Linked DNA regions of Homo sapiens: region 1 is linked to region 2. A link is a contact called in ENCODE Hi-C data. All regions are on one chromosome and are shown on one strand. The core of a region is the stretch at or near the end of the contact, and the rest is flanking DNA. Distances in the headings are between cores, read along the strand shown.

The links. Hi-C counts contacts between places; a loop is a spot of excess contacts on that map. Pooled maps may share reads with other maps.
Region 1: a pooled map shows a loop between it and region 2 (5-fold over the local background). The contact joins the promoter of LAMC1 here to the enhancer-like site in region 2. A Hi-C loop is called at or near these places in 2 of 37 single-sample maps with no recorded cell type and 3 of 50 pooled maps.

What each region holds. Positions count from the first base shown.
Region 1 is chr1:183,021,453-183,027,418 of GRCh38, forward strand. LAMC1 (laminin subunit gamma 1) reads left to right here and starts at 1,968. Exons shown (of 28, transcript NM_002293.4): 1 at 1,968-2,682. The coding sequence starts at 2,265. RefSeq lists enhancers at 665-1,220, 1,221-1,775, 2,331-2,884 and silencers at 1,287-1,676, 1,707-2,096, 2,147-2,216, 2,237-2,376.
Region 2 is chr1:181,500,726-181,507,109 of GRCh38, forward strand. All of the region lies in intron 1 of CACNA1E (calcium voltage-gated channel subunit alpha1 E), which reads left to right. Among named protein-coding and RNA genes, the nearest start is that of CACNA1E, 20 kb to the left of the region's middle. RefSeq lists enhancers at 4,000-4,119, 4,540-4,769. Within about 2 kb of position 2,531, at least 6 of the 41 ENCODE cell types and tissues checked have a DNase peak (open chromatin) inside an H3K27ac peak, as active enhancers do.

The DNA of each region.
Region 1 (5,966 bases), core at 718-3,217, 1.5 Mb after region 2:
TTAATTCAAGGTCTCTTTATGTGCTTTACAAATATCAGATAAGCTCTGGTAATTAAGTTACGGAAAATTCGCATAAGTAATATCTTGATGTTAGTCTTGGACATTAGGACTCAAAAGGCAGCAATGACAAACCCATTTATGTTGATTTCACAGCCTTTGGGGGTCTCCTTGTCTTTATTTTGATTGTTGGAAATAGAGACCCACGCTTTGGCCACTATATAACAAAGTACTAAAAATGTATAATAATGCAAATTCACTAATATGTTTATTAAAATATAAACAAGTTTATTACAAATCTGTAGCTTTATTCACAACTAACATCCTTATTTTTGTCCTATATGCCCACGTTTGTCCTCAAGTACAACGAAGGACTGAGAGAGCATATAATCCCCTCTAGGTGTAAATGAACGTATTTATTTCGCTTCAACTCATGTATGAAAGGATTAAAAAATTATTAGTCCCCACAACTTAATTCTCCCAAAGAGAAGGTGCCAAGAATGAGGCACCTTTAGCCATGCATAATCTCCACCCATCTCATCAAATAAACGGAACAGTGATGAACATAACTTGCTAAGTAAGCTCAGCCGTGTAACAAGACCCTAGATTCCCCTCCCTTCTTCATCCTACCAGAACATTATCCTTAAGGTTTTCCTAATCAGCAGTCTGCGTCTAACTAACCCTAACTATCCAGAGTCACCTAACATATACTTATTTCCTTGTTTCAGATTCCCATTACGCCTATCTTAATGGGACAACTGGGTCCGAAATTATGCATGTGTTTTTTTGTTTTGTTTTTGCGGTGTACTTATTATCCGCACTTTATCATTAAATTCCTGAAAAGCTAGAACAAAACAAATCCGTGTCATTCACTATGTGCATCCTCTCTGCTTGGGGACGCCAAGGGTTTCAAGCTGCTGCCTCCCTGCCCTGGTCTCTGCTTGCCGTATCCAGCACTGGGTAAGCGCCCAGGTTCTGCTCCGGGACTAAAACTCATGATCTTCTGGCTCAGGTTCTGTGAACTGAGTCATTCTGGCACTGAGAATATTCCGTGACTCAGCAGGCCCGAAAAGGAGGATGTCAGAATCCACATAATTTCGAGTCTTTTAAAGGCAAGCCGAGGAACACAAACAACACAGTGGAAGAATTTCGCAGTGGGTCGTGCGTACCCAAGGGAAAAATTCATTCCATTCCCAGCCTTTTCACTTCCTTCCTTGCCCCGGTAAAACGACTGGTTACACTTTAAATCAGCGGCAGGAAATCGCTTCACGAAACTCATCTGGCTGCTGCGACCAGGCCCTTCTGATTCTCCAGGGACCGTGTCGGCCCCATGAACGCCCCGGGACCTCTGTTCGGGAGGGGCTGGAGCGGGGCCCCGGGCAGCAGCGGGCGCTCCCGGTTCGGACCCACACCTGGCCGGGCGGGGACCCTCTTGCCGCAGCCCAAATTGGCGCGAGGCCCCAGGGACGACCCCGAGCGACCTCCTGACCCGGCATCGCCCCTCTAAGGCGCCCTCCCCCGACTCCTCCCGCAATCCGGAGTCTCCCAGGCCGCGGAGCCCAAGGACCCCAGCGACTCCCGCGCGGGGAGCGGGTCTGCGAGGCCGCCCTTCCCTCCCGGCATGCACCACCCAGCCGCCCTCCCCTCCCCTCCTCTCCTCTCCCCTCCCCTCCTCTCCCCTCCTCTCCCCTCCCCTCCCCCAACCCCCTCCCCCGGCTCCCCGCCCACCTCGCGCGCCCCTCCCCCCGGGTCGCGCGCCGCGGGCCCGAGCGCGAGACGCCGCTGCTCCCGCCCCCGCCGCCTCCTGGAGTCGCCGGGGCGGACGCGCAGTCCATGGGGCGCGGTGGGCCGGGGAGTTGCCCCAGGGGCCGCGGGAGTTGCTGAGAGGAGACAGGGTTGGGCTTTCTCCTCGCCCAGACCCCACCCCACCCTGCCGACCCCACCCCCTGCTCCTTCCTCCCCGGGGGCGCGCACTCGGGCACGCGCTCGGAAGTCGGGGGTCGGCGCGGAGTGCAGGCTGCTCCCGGGGTAGGTGAGGGAAGCGCGGAGGCGGCGCGCGGGGGCAGTGGTCGGCGAGCAGCGCGGTCCTCGCTAGGGGCGCCCACCCGTCAGTCTCTCCGGCGCGAGCCGCCGCCACCGCCCGCGCCGGAGTCAGGCCCCTGGGCCCCCAGGCTCAAGCAGCGAAGCGGCCTCCGGGGGACGCCGCTAGGCGAGAGGAACGCGCCGGTGCCCTTGCCTTCGCCGTGACCCAGCGTGCGGGCGGCGGGATGAGAGGGAGCCATCGGGCCGCGCCGGCCCTGCGGCCCCGGGGGCGGCTCTGGCCCGTGCTGGCCGTGCTGGCGGCGGCCGCCGCGGCGGGCTGTGCCCAGGCAGCCATGGACGAGTGCACGGACGAGGGCGGGCGGCCGCAGCGCTGCATGCCCGAGTTCGTCAACGCCGCCTTCAACGTGACTGTGGTGGCCACCAACACGTGTGGGACTCCGCCCGAGGAATACTGTGTGCAGACCGGGGTGACCGGGGTCACCAAGTCCTGTCACCTGTGCGACGCCGGGCAGCCCCACCTGCAGCACGGGGCAGCCTTCCTGACCGACTACAACAACCAGGCCGACACCACCTGGTGGCAAAGCCAGACCATGCTGGCCGGGGTGCAGTACCCCAGCTCCATCAACCTCACGCTGCACCTGGGTAAGCGGTGACAGCCCCGTCCCCTGCTACTGCTCGCCAGCAGCCCAGCTCCCGGACCGGCTCCGTCCCAGTGGCCGGCCTCACGGGCGCAGACGGCCGCGTGTTTGCTCTCTGTTCCCCGGCATGGGCCACACAGAAACTCCTTTCTCCAACTTCTTAAATAGATACTGCTTTTAACATCCCGTGAGGGCCAGGATGTTCCGCACGAGTCTCTCTGCTTTCCTGTTCTTTCTGACTTAACGGGATTCTGGCTCTCTGATTATTCTGCATTTCGGCTGTTAGGATTGTGATTTCCCCCTTTTTTTTCTGAAGCGTTAATCAGAAACTCCCATCCCCACTTTTCTCTTTGCTAGCAAGGTCATCACAGCGCATTCTTGGATCGGAAACAAGAAGGTCCGCCTTAAACACTTTCGCCTTTAAAATGTTTAGATGTCCTTCCAGGGCTGAGGGTGATTGCTCTGTTGAGTTAAGGGGGAATTTGAGGGGAGCAAATGCCTTCGCTGCCTATATTGCCTATGTGTAATTAAAACATAAATTCACTTTTGAAGTTATTGTTCTTTATAGCTGCTCAGCCTTAATTAAGAACCACAAAGCGATTTGACTGCTAATCCTGGTGCAGAATGAACAAAAGGAAGTGCACTCACTGTAATTGCTGGGCATAGCCTTGTCCCTGGGTAAAAAGGCTCTCCTTTACTGTCTTCCCTTTTGCTTTCATTCAAAGCAACTGTAGAAACACGTGTAAGTGATGTTTCAGAAATCAGGAAAGGGATGTGTAGAAAACTTCATGGCAGGGCAGTGGATTGAGGATGGACATATGTATCTGGAAGCACCAAAAATAATGTTCGGTCTAGCTAAGGTTTTCTTCATCATTGAGATACGTAAATAGGCAGAAAGTTTCATTATTGTGTTTAACAGAGGAATCTATGTGTGAGAAACACGTTTGACTTAACACTTCACTCCCCATTGCCTTGGAAGGCTTGATTATTACCAGTAGCTGGTACTAATGAACTTCCAGAGAGAACAGACTGCCTCAAGCCATTCTTCTGTCAAGGGAGGGTAATTTTGTAAGGCTAATATCACTTAGGGGTGTTGGAAAGGAACATGTTGTAGGCAAATGGTTCTTTTGATCATGATTTTGCTGCTCTCCGGTACACTAAACTTTATGTAAGTATCAGGATTCCAGAGAAAGAATTGGACTTAACAAAAAGTACTTTGAAAAGTGGGATTAAATTATTGTGTGTGGAATAAGTGTTAGAAAAGCAGAATTATTTAACATCTTATTTGCAGTTGAGTCATTAAACAAATGAAACATTTTGAAAATAATTTCATAAAATGATACTATGAGGTATCTGTTTTTCAGGGATTGAAGAAGTAAAGTGCACTGAGTTCAGTTTTTTAAAGGTGCCTTTCTGAAGACATAGCTAGTGACCGAGGATTTCCTAAGATCTGTGAGATTGCTCTTTATTTTCTCCTGTTATATTTTTTAAGTTGGCCAAAATTATTTTTGAAATGTGTATCTAAGTATTTCTGTTTAACTTTTGACTTGTTAAAGTTTCTGTGTTCAAGTTTGAATACTCTTGAAGTCTTATTTTTTTCATTTTCAGATTTTAAAATTTTCAAAGAAAAGGCGTTGCCTGATGTCTGAAATCTCAGATGCCTGAAATTCAATTGACAATTACTGAACAACAGTCTCTTATTTACATAAAGGTGGGGTTGTCAATCTTGGCTCTCAGAATTTTCTCTTGTAGGCACTGTGTAGCTAAAGGTTATTTAAGGTGATTTCAGAGGTAGATAGATTACTCAGTGATTACTACCCTGTTGCAAAGATAATGCGGTAGAGTAACCCAGTATCAGTTACGTTAGATTGCTCCCACTGGGAGGCAGATATGTTAACTTTGGGTCATGGTTGATTAAAAGGTCAAAAGAGATCTTAGAGTTTACCTCTAACATCACTTTTTACTATGAAATGTTTTATGCTTGGACTTGGTTTTGCTGAAATTTTCCTCAACTTTTGGTAATATTCTTGCTAAATGAAATTCATAAAACTATGAGTTTAAAACTTGTAAGTTAAAAGTTAAAGTATTTTCTTACAAGCATTGTGATTAACTGTAAAAATATGTACTTTAAACTTCTAGTTTAAACTAACTTGACTAGGATACTTGACTTGTTCTTGGATCAGAAATGACATCCTGGAAGAAATCATGCATAGTGGAGGAGGTGGGAAGGGGGAAAGGTTTGTGTGTAGTGAGGTTGAGGTTTCTCTTTCTGTCCTCCCCCCCCCTTTAATGACAAGGTTATATGTATACATGTATGTTTCGATCAACAATTTATGACAAGTAGGCAAGGTGTCATGTGTCACTGTGTGTTTTGATGTTTAGCATATTCACTCCCCAACTCCAGTTACTCCATGGGCTGTAGCTAACTAATTATTTCCCATGAATTAAAGTACCGTGACTGTTTTGTGCATCTATTAAATCTCCCTCCCAGTTCAAATTTCACATACCCTTAAACAAGTGATGCATATTGTGCTTTGCTATTACAGAGCATGTGAAGCTAGAAATGAGTAGTGTGAAAGAACTAGGTCTAGCCACCACTTTTCTAGCCTTTCTTTTGATGTTGAACTTTAAATACAGTAAACTTTAAAATAAGCAGTCAAATCATACATAAGAAATGTAAGTAGTTATGTAAGTGTTTTGGCACTGACTTTTTTAAATTATGAAAATGAAACATGACATTGTAAATTCAAACAGTAAGTGTAATGACAAGTGAGTTTCTTTATCACTAGCTGCTAAGCTCCATGCCCTAGAGACCACCCTTCACAATTTCTTACATTAATATGACCCTCTAGAAATTTTTCATGCATACACATGTGTATATAAAATTATAGGATCATTTTAACTGATACTTTTTGGGAGGCTGAGGCGTATTTTAACAGATGGCAAATACAAATCTGATTATTGTGCCTGTATCATCACTTGCTGTACAAAAGCCAGGAAAATCAGTGTTGATTCTGAAAACAGCGCTCTCTTAAGCACCATACACAGTCATCCAGGGTGCAGGGTGCAGTGCATCCTCGGATAAAAAGAGTTAAAGTTGCTATGGGAACCAGAATTGCACTTTCTGCTTGTTGTGGGGAGAAATCTCCACCAGCCACTTTTCTAAGAAGAAGTCTTTTTTGTTTCACCTTCAACTTCTGGATGGATTATTCAGTTGCTGTTAAAAAGTTTGGGTTTTATGTCTTATAAGTTATAGTAAGTTTTTATCAGTACCAGTGGGGTAGTAGT
Region 2 (6,384 bases), core at 1,281-3,780:
TGAGTATCCCTAGTTCTTTCAACATTATCTCACGTGGTTTGCAGGCTCAGTAGGTGTCTTTGAATGCCAGGGCACAGTTGCAGAGTTTTCAGAGGAAAACAAACATTCTCCCACAGGTGATCTATGGACTCTTTCACAAAAGGCTTTTCATTTTTCTTATGCTGTCTCAGTTCCATGATGCTGGTGTTGATATGAAGTGGGGTGTAGTCTTGGGTGGGGTTGCTGATTGCACCTCATAGTCATCTTCCCTGAAATGCACGTTGCTGCCAGAACTCTTGATGGGCTCCAATTCATCAGAGTGTCATCAAAACACAAATTCTCGTTTCTGAAACAGGTAATTTTCCCACTGCTGTTTTGTTTTCTTCCAGAGGCTTTTAATGCTCCCCTTTTCTTTTTTCCCTTTTCTGTAGCGTTCAATCATTTGTCTGCTGTTCACCAAAACTGTGTGTTGAATGACAGCGTTTTGAGTCCAGGATCCAGTCACACGCAAAACAAATGAATTTGTTAAGACTTATCCAGCTGTCTGTAACTGCAAGGGGCATGGCAGTGGGAGGAGGGAGGGAGACAGTACTGTCTTATTTTCTCAGAACCAGCACTTCCCATCCTTTGGGAATCAGGGCCCAGATGAGTCTGGAACTGACCTCAGTGTTGGTTCACCAAAGTAGCAATCATGTGCACTTCCTTTCAGCCACTTTATCCAGAGGGCAGGGTCCTGGGAGTCAGATGGGAGTTCTTTGGTCTAAAGTAATGAGAATTTGGACTTGCCTTCACAGCCAGCATTAAATGGGTAATGCTTAGGATCTTTTGCTTTGAGTAACTGAGTCCACTGACCTCCATGAGAGAGCAGCAGGATTGTATTGGCAAACAAAAGGCCTTTTGGGGAGTTCTCTGCCTCTTTGTTATGTTCTCAATATTGCTTTATTTGTCTTTCATTCATTAGGTTTTTAGGAGTAGGTGTGATGGCATTTCCATCTTCTTGACAGCAGGAGTGGGGAAGAGAGAGAGAGAGAGGGATTAAGAAGGAGAGAGGTGTGTGTCTGTTCAGGACTGCCTGTCAGATGGTGAATTTGAACAGAGGCAGCTGTTGTCATGGCGATGGCAGGTTGCATCCCACCACCATGGAAACCAAAGTTAAAAAACTGATGTTAAGGCTGGAAGTCACATGATACATTTTTGTTTTGTTTTGTTTTAAAAAAAGAAAAGGGGTTTGGTTTTTTAGTCTTTTTTTTTAAGATGAGGTTGGGTGGTGAGAAAAATTGCACAAGGAAAGCAATGAGATGATGACATGGGACAGTATGGAGTAGGCAGAGCCTTCTTTCATGTTTTTCTGCTTGTTGACAGTGCATGTCTCCTGCCGTGGTTAGAGAGGGGATGGGAGGGGTATGCAGGGTGGACTTCCAGGTTTGCAGCCAGAGTTGTACACTGCTAACTGTCACATGGAGAAACACAGGGGTTTAGCCCTCTTGCCCTTTGGAGGTGATGTGTGGTTCACCTTCTGTTGATCAGCCCAGAACAGACCCAGGAAACCTAAAAGTATGGACTACCCAAATAGGAAGATAGTCCATATATTGATAAATTTGGAAGGTTAACATTTATTTTCAGAGAATTGAAAAGTTCATCTATAGCTCCTCAGAATCTCCAGGAATAGTTCTGTCTGTTTATTCCCTTTTCTGGGCTGGTCTCTTTTGGGCTGCCATGTCCTGCCAGGGCAGCCATAGGAGTGAGTGCAAAGAAGTCCAGAAGGAGCCCTGGGCCAAGACTCCTTGCACCATAGCTTATCTCTTAACCTGGGCCCTCTCACCTGGGCAGGGTGGAGCGGCTTGCTGAGAGGCATTAGAAAGCCCTCTTGGCTCTCCATCTTTTTACCTCATACTGACTTCTACTTTATGCCATGATCTGGAGAAAATGTGAAACATCCCTCCAGGAAGGGAGCTGGACTGGCCAGGGCTGTTTTTGCTTGCTTGTTCTTTTTTTGTTTTGTTTTGTTTTTTGAGACAGAGTCTCACCCTGTCCCCCAGGCTGGAGTGCAGTGGTATGATCTCGGCTCACCACAACCTCCATCTCCTGGGTTCAAGCTATTCTCCTGCCTCAGCCTCCTAAGTAGCTGGGATTACAGGTGCCCACCACCATGTCTGGCTAATTTTTGTATTAATTGCAGAGACAGTGTTTCACCATGTTGGCCAGGCTGGTCTTGAACTCTTGACCTCAAGTGATTCACTCGCCTCGGCCTCCCAAAGTGCTGGGATTGCAGGCGTGAGCCACTGTGCCTGGCCAGGCCAGGCCTGTTTGAACAGGGCTGGTTTGAATTTTCCTTTTGTGTAGACAGGTTAGGAAGCAGAGATTTCTGTAAGAATGTCTGCTTCTAGGAAGGTGAGGAAGACCATGAGGGATGCAGACACACTGTTGAAGTGATGGTCATAACTATTGCTATGTCTGGGTTTTAGGCACAAGGTCTTATGTCTTCGGCATTACTCGTCCCTCCAGGACAGATGTATCTTTCTCAGTCGGCTCAGACGAGGGTCATATGATCTCACCAGCATGATCTCACTGCATTTCCATCAGGGTCTGTGGGAACTGGAGCCAGACTTCTGTGATGGTTCAACCCCTCCTGTTCTTAGCCCTGGCCTGGGGTGTGATTAATATCCCTTCTAATCACTGGGAGAGATTGCATCAGAGCCATCAGCTTCATAAATCCTCCTCTGGGGACTGGTGTTTGGATGCGCTTTCCATATTCTCAGGAGGTTCTGGGCCAAATGTCTTTGCTCTTTTCCTGGAGGCCCATTACCATAATTTTCTTTTAAATCCTTTATTGGAGTTGGTCTCCTCTGTGTCAGTCCATGGCTACAGCCAGCCAGCCCACTCCTGAGGGCTGGAGGCTGTAACCACCAACAGATGCTTTCCCCAAAGTATTGAGCCACAGTAGATGCTGAAAGATTGAGTTAGTAGGATACTGAAAGTAACTGTATTTGTGCAACACTTTACAGTTTTCAGAGGGAGTTCAGATTCCGGTATCATTTTAGGCTTCAGTCCTTTTGTATTTCTTGTTTGGTTCTGTGGGAATGGATGGTCATAACCCTTCATTGACTCTTGAGTACTGTGTTGGGACAGCTTTTGCAGTCGGAGGCCTGGCTCTGGTTTCCTTTACCAAGCTACATTTTTTCCATTGCATTCCAGGTCTTGAAGAAGATTCTGAAGTTACACGGAAGGCTTGGATAGCTGTATTTCATTCCTGTTCATATGTAAAATGTCTATTTGGTGTCATGCTAATAGGGAATCACAGACTAGTTAAGGCTCTTTCTCTGTTACTGTCTTTGAGTCAAAGTCCACTTATTAGGATGATATTTATGTGCACATGAAGAAGAGGTGGAAAGACATGCATGAAGGTGTCCATGCCATCCTCTGAGGCTGTTACATCTCTTGGATTTAGACATCCAAAAACATGAGACTGAAGGGAGAAAAGGAGACAGGTCTTCCTGTAGGGTCTGGGGTGAGGGGTGGAAATGGGTAAAGGAGGCTGAGGAATGCCTCCCCTCAGACTGTGGACTCTTCTATACCCCCCCAGGAGTTTCCAGGAAGTGCCTGAGTGCCCACCGACTGCTCCCCACAAAAGCATATTCTGCATTAGGCTGAAGTTGGGAGAGTGCACAGCATTCTATCTGCCTGCCTGTCAGAGCATGGCCTTCTTAGTGTTCGGATGTCATAGGCTCTGGGAGGAGACAGCTAAGTACAGAGGTCTTCAGGATGAGCCCCCTGGTGGTGATAGAGATGCATGTTTGCCTGGGGACACCCAATATTTACTGCCTGAGGCCTAAGTCCTTCCCAAGCATGTACCTACAGATCTGTACCTGAGAGGTGATGATGAGGAGGCTTTTCAGGCTCAGGCAGATGAAGAGCTCAGCTCCAGGCCAGGCCCCCAGGGCTCCGGTGACAGCAGAACCAGCATCACCACCCTTGCCCCAGCTTTCTGTGCTTCAAGAAGGAAATGAACAAATGGCAGGTGTGCAGGCCACGTCGTGCTGCTCAAATTAGCCATGTTGCTAAGGAAACAAGTCAACCATTCAAAGGAAGGAGCATTGGGTAAAGGAGATAAATCAATAAGTGAACCTATTTTTATCATTTCCCTAATGATTGTCTTGAAACTGCTAGACTAGAAAGAGAGTTGGAGCAACACAGGTCCTCATTAATGGGCTCAGAGGGAACGAGGAGTGAAGGGGTGTTTGAGGAGATTGCCAGTAAAGTTTATGAAATGAGGCCTCTAGTGAGCAGTGAGCTGGTACAGGAGGGAAGGCAGGAAGGAAGATGTCTTTTGCAAGTTTCAAAGTGGTTTCATGGTCATTTCCTCATTTTGGCCAGGTCCCTTCATTCTCTTGCATTTAATCCTCTCCGAAGTCTTTTTCTGATTTCTCTGGCCATCGCATTCCTCCTCACTCTCAGGTTGGGATGGGTTTTTGTGTTGATTTGTTCTTTTCAGGATACATATAGCTTTAATTGATTTTGTAGTGATAAATGAACACATGCTCATTTGAACACTCAGAAAATGGTTAGAGGAGTAAAGAAGAAAGTGAAAATAACCCTGCTACCGAGAGAAGACTCATCATCCTTCCAGCAAGACAGAATTTTTTCTTGTTCTCTCCCTTCTCTTTTTTTTTGTTTTTGTTTTTTTTGAGACGGAGTCTTGCTGTGTTGCCCAGGCTGGAATGCAGTCGCACGATCTCAGCTCACTGCAAGCTCTGCCTCCCAGGTTCACGCCATTCTCCTGCCTCAGCCTCCTGAGTAGCTGGGACTACAGGTGCGTGCCACCATGCCTGGCTAACATTTTGTATTTTTTTTAGTAGAGATGGGGTTTCACCGTGTTAGCCAGGATGATCTTGATCTCCTGACCTCGTGATCTGCCCACCTCGGCTTCTGAAAGTGCTGGGATTACAGGCGTGAGCCACCGCACCTGGCCTTCTCTTTTTTTTTTTAAACATGAAAGGGATCTTCCATGTATGCTGGTTTATTTTCTTTTTTAAATAGGTCATGTGTGTCTACAGTGGACAGTATAAAAAGTTCAAATGGGTATACAGTGTGGAGAGTGTGGGTACCTTTTGTAAGGATACCTCTGGCTCTAGTTTCCCTGTATGATTCATTTATCAATTGAATATTAATTTATTAATAAAATAACAGTTACCGGGGCCCCACTGTGTGCCAAGTACAGTGGTGAGTGAGGCAGGCAAGGTCCTGCCCTGGGGCTCCCAGTCCTTACTGCCCCATCATCTCCATTTGTTCAAGATTTCAAAACACAAGCAATCTGGATACCAGGGATAGATATTCTTCCCTAAAATATGCACAGTGTCAGGCACAGAGTGTAATGAGTGTCACTGAATTCTAGAACAGAGAGTCAGAGTCCTGGACAGACTTCCATCTTGTCCCTGATTGTGGTTGCCATGAAGGGTGATGGTCTTTGAGGCCGTGGCGACTCGGAGCTCCCTTTGACCTTTCTAAGTCATGTCTTTGTCCAGTCTGCCAGGTTGAGGGGCACTAGCTTGACTGGTGGGTGGGTGTTATTTGCCGTCTAGGCTCTTCACTTTGGGGATGTAGCAGAGCCATTGCTTTGGGGTGTGAAGTTTTGCTGTCGGGAAGAAATGGGAGTGGTGCCTCGGAGGCAGCCTGCAAGGGTGGGAGTGAGCAGGAGCCATGGCTCAGGCCAGAGTGGGTGAGCAAAGCCCTGTCTTTGTAATGGCTCCTTAGTGAATGCCTCATGTTCATTCTTACCTGCATTGAACATTGACTAAGCTCCTACTATATACCATGGGCTCTGCTAAGCACTGCCAGTAGAGACATGAGCAAAACTCCTGCTTTCAAGATATAGTTTCTTGATTTAAATAGGAGAAGAAATAATACAGTCACACAATTCAAAGAGCTGTGGGGCACGGGGAGAAACTTTCACTGACAAGGTGGCATTTCAGCTTGGTCTTGATGTATGACTGGAAAGGAGAAGAAACGCCATTGCATGTGGTGGCAGAAGCACCTAGATGTAAATGCCTCTTTTTTGTGCTTTCTTCAGAAAGGGAAGTGGAAAAGAGTTTAAAGAACAGGGCTGTAAGGGAGAGTGGCTGGGGCCTAGGCAGACTTGGATGGTCTCTTCTGCTCACCTCCCCTGAGATTTCCCTGCCACTATCCATTCTTTCACCTAGCCCACAGTTACACAGAATCTCCACATTCTCACTGCAGGTTCTTCATTACCGCAGCCATGAATTCATCCTGAGGTCTAGATGCCCTATAAGGCTGAAAGGGACATCCCTCTCAAGGGCATATATATCTGAACAATTTTAAAAATGTAAAGCAAAAAAAAAAATATTTTTAAGCCAGAAGATTGCTGCTGTGAATGGGCCTCACATCAGA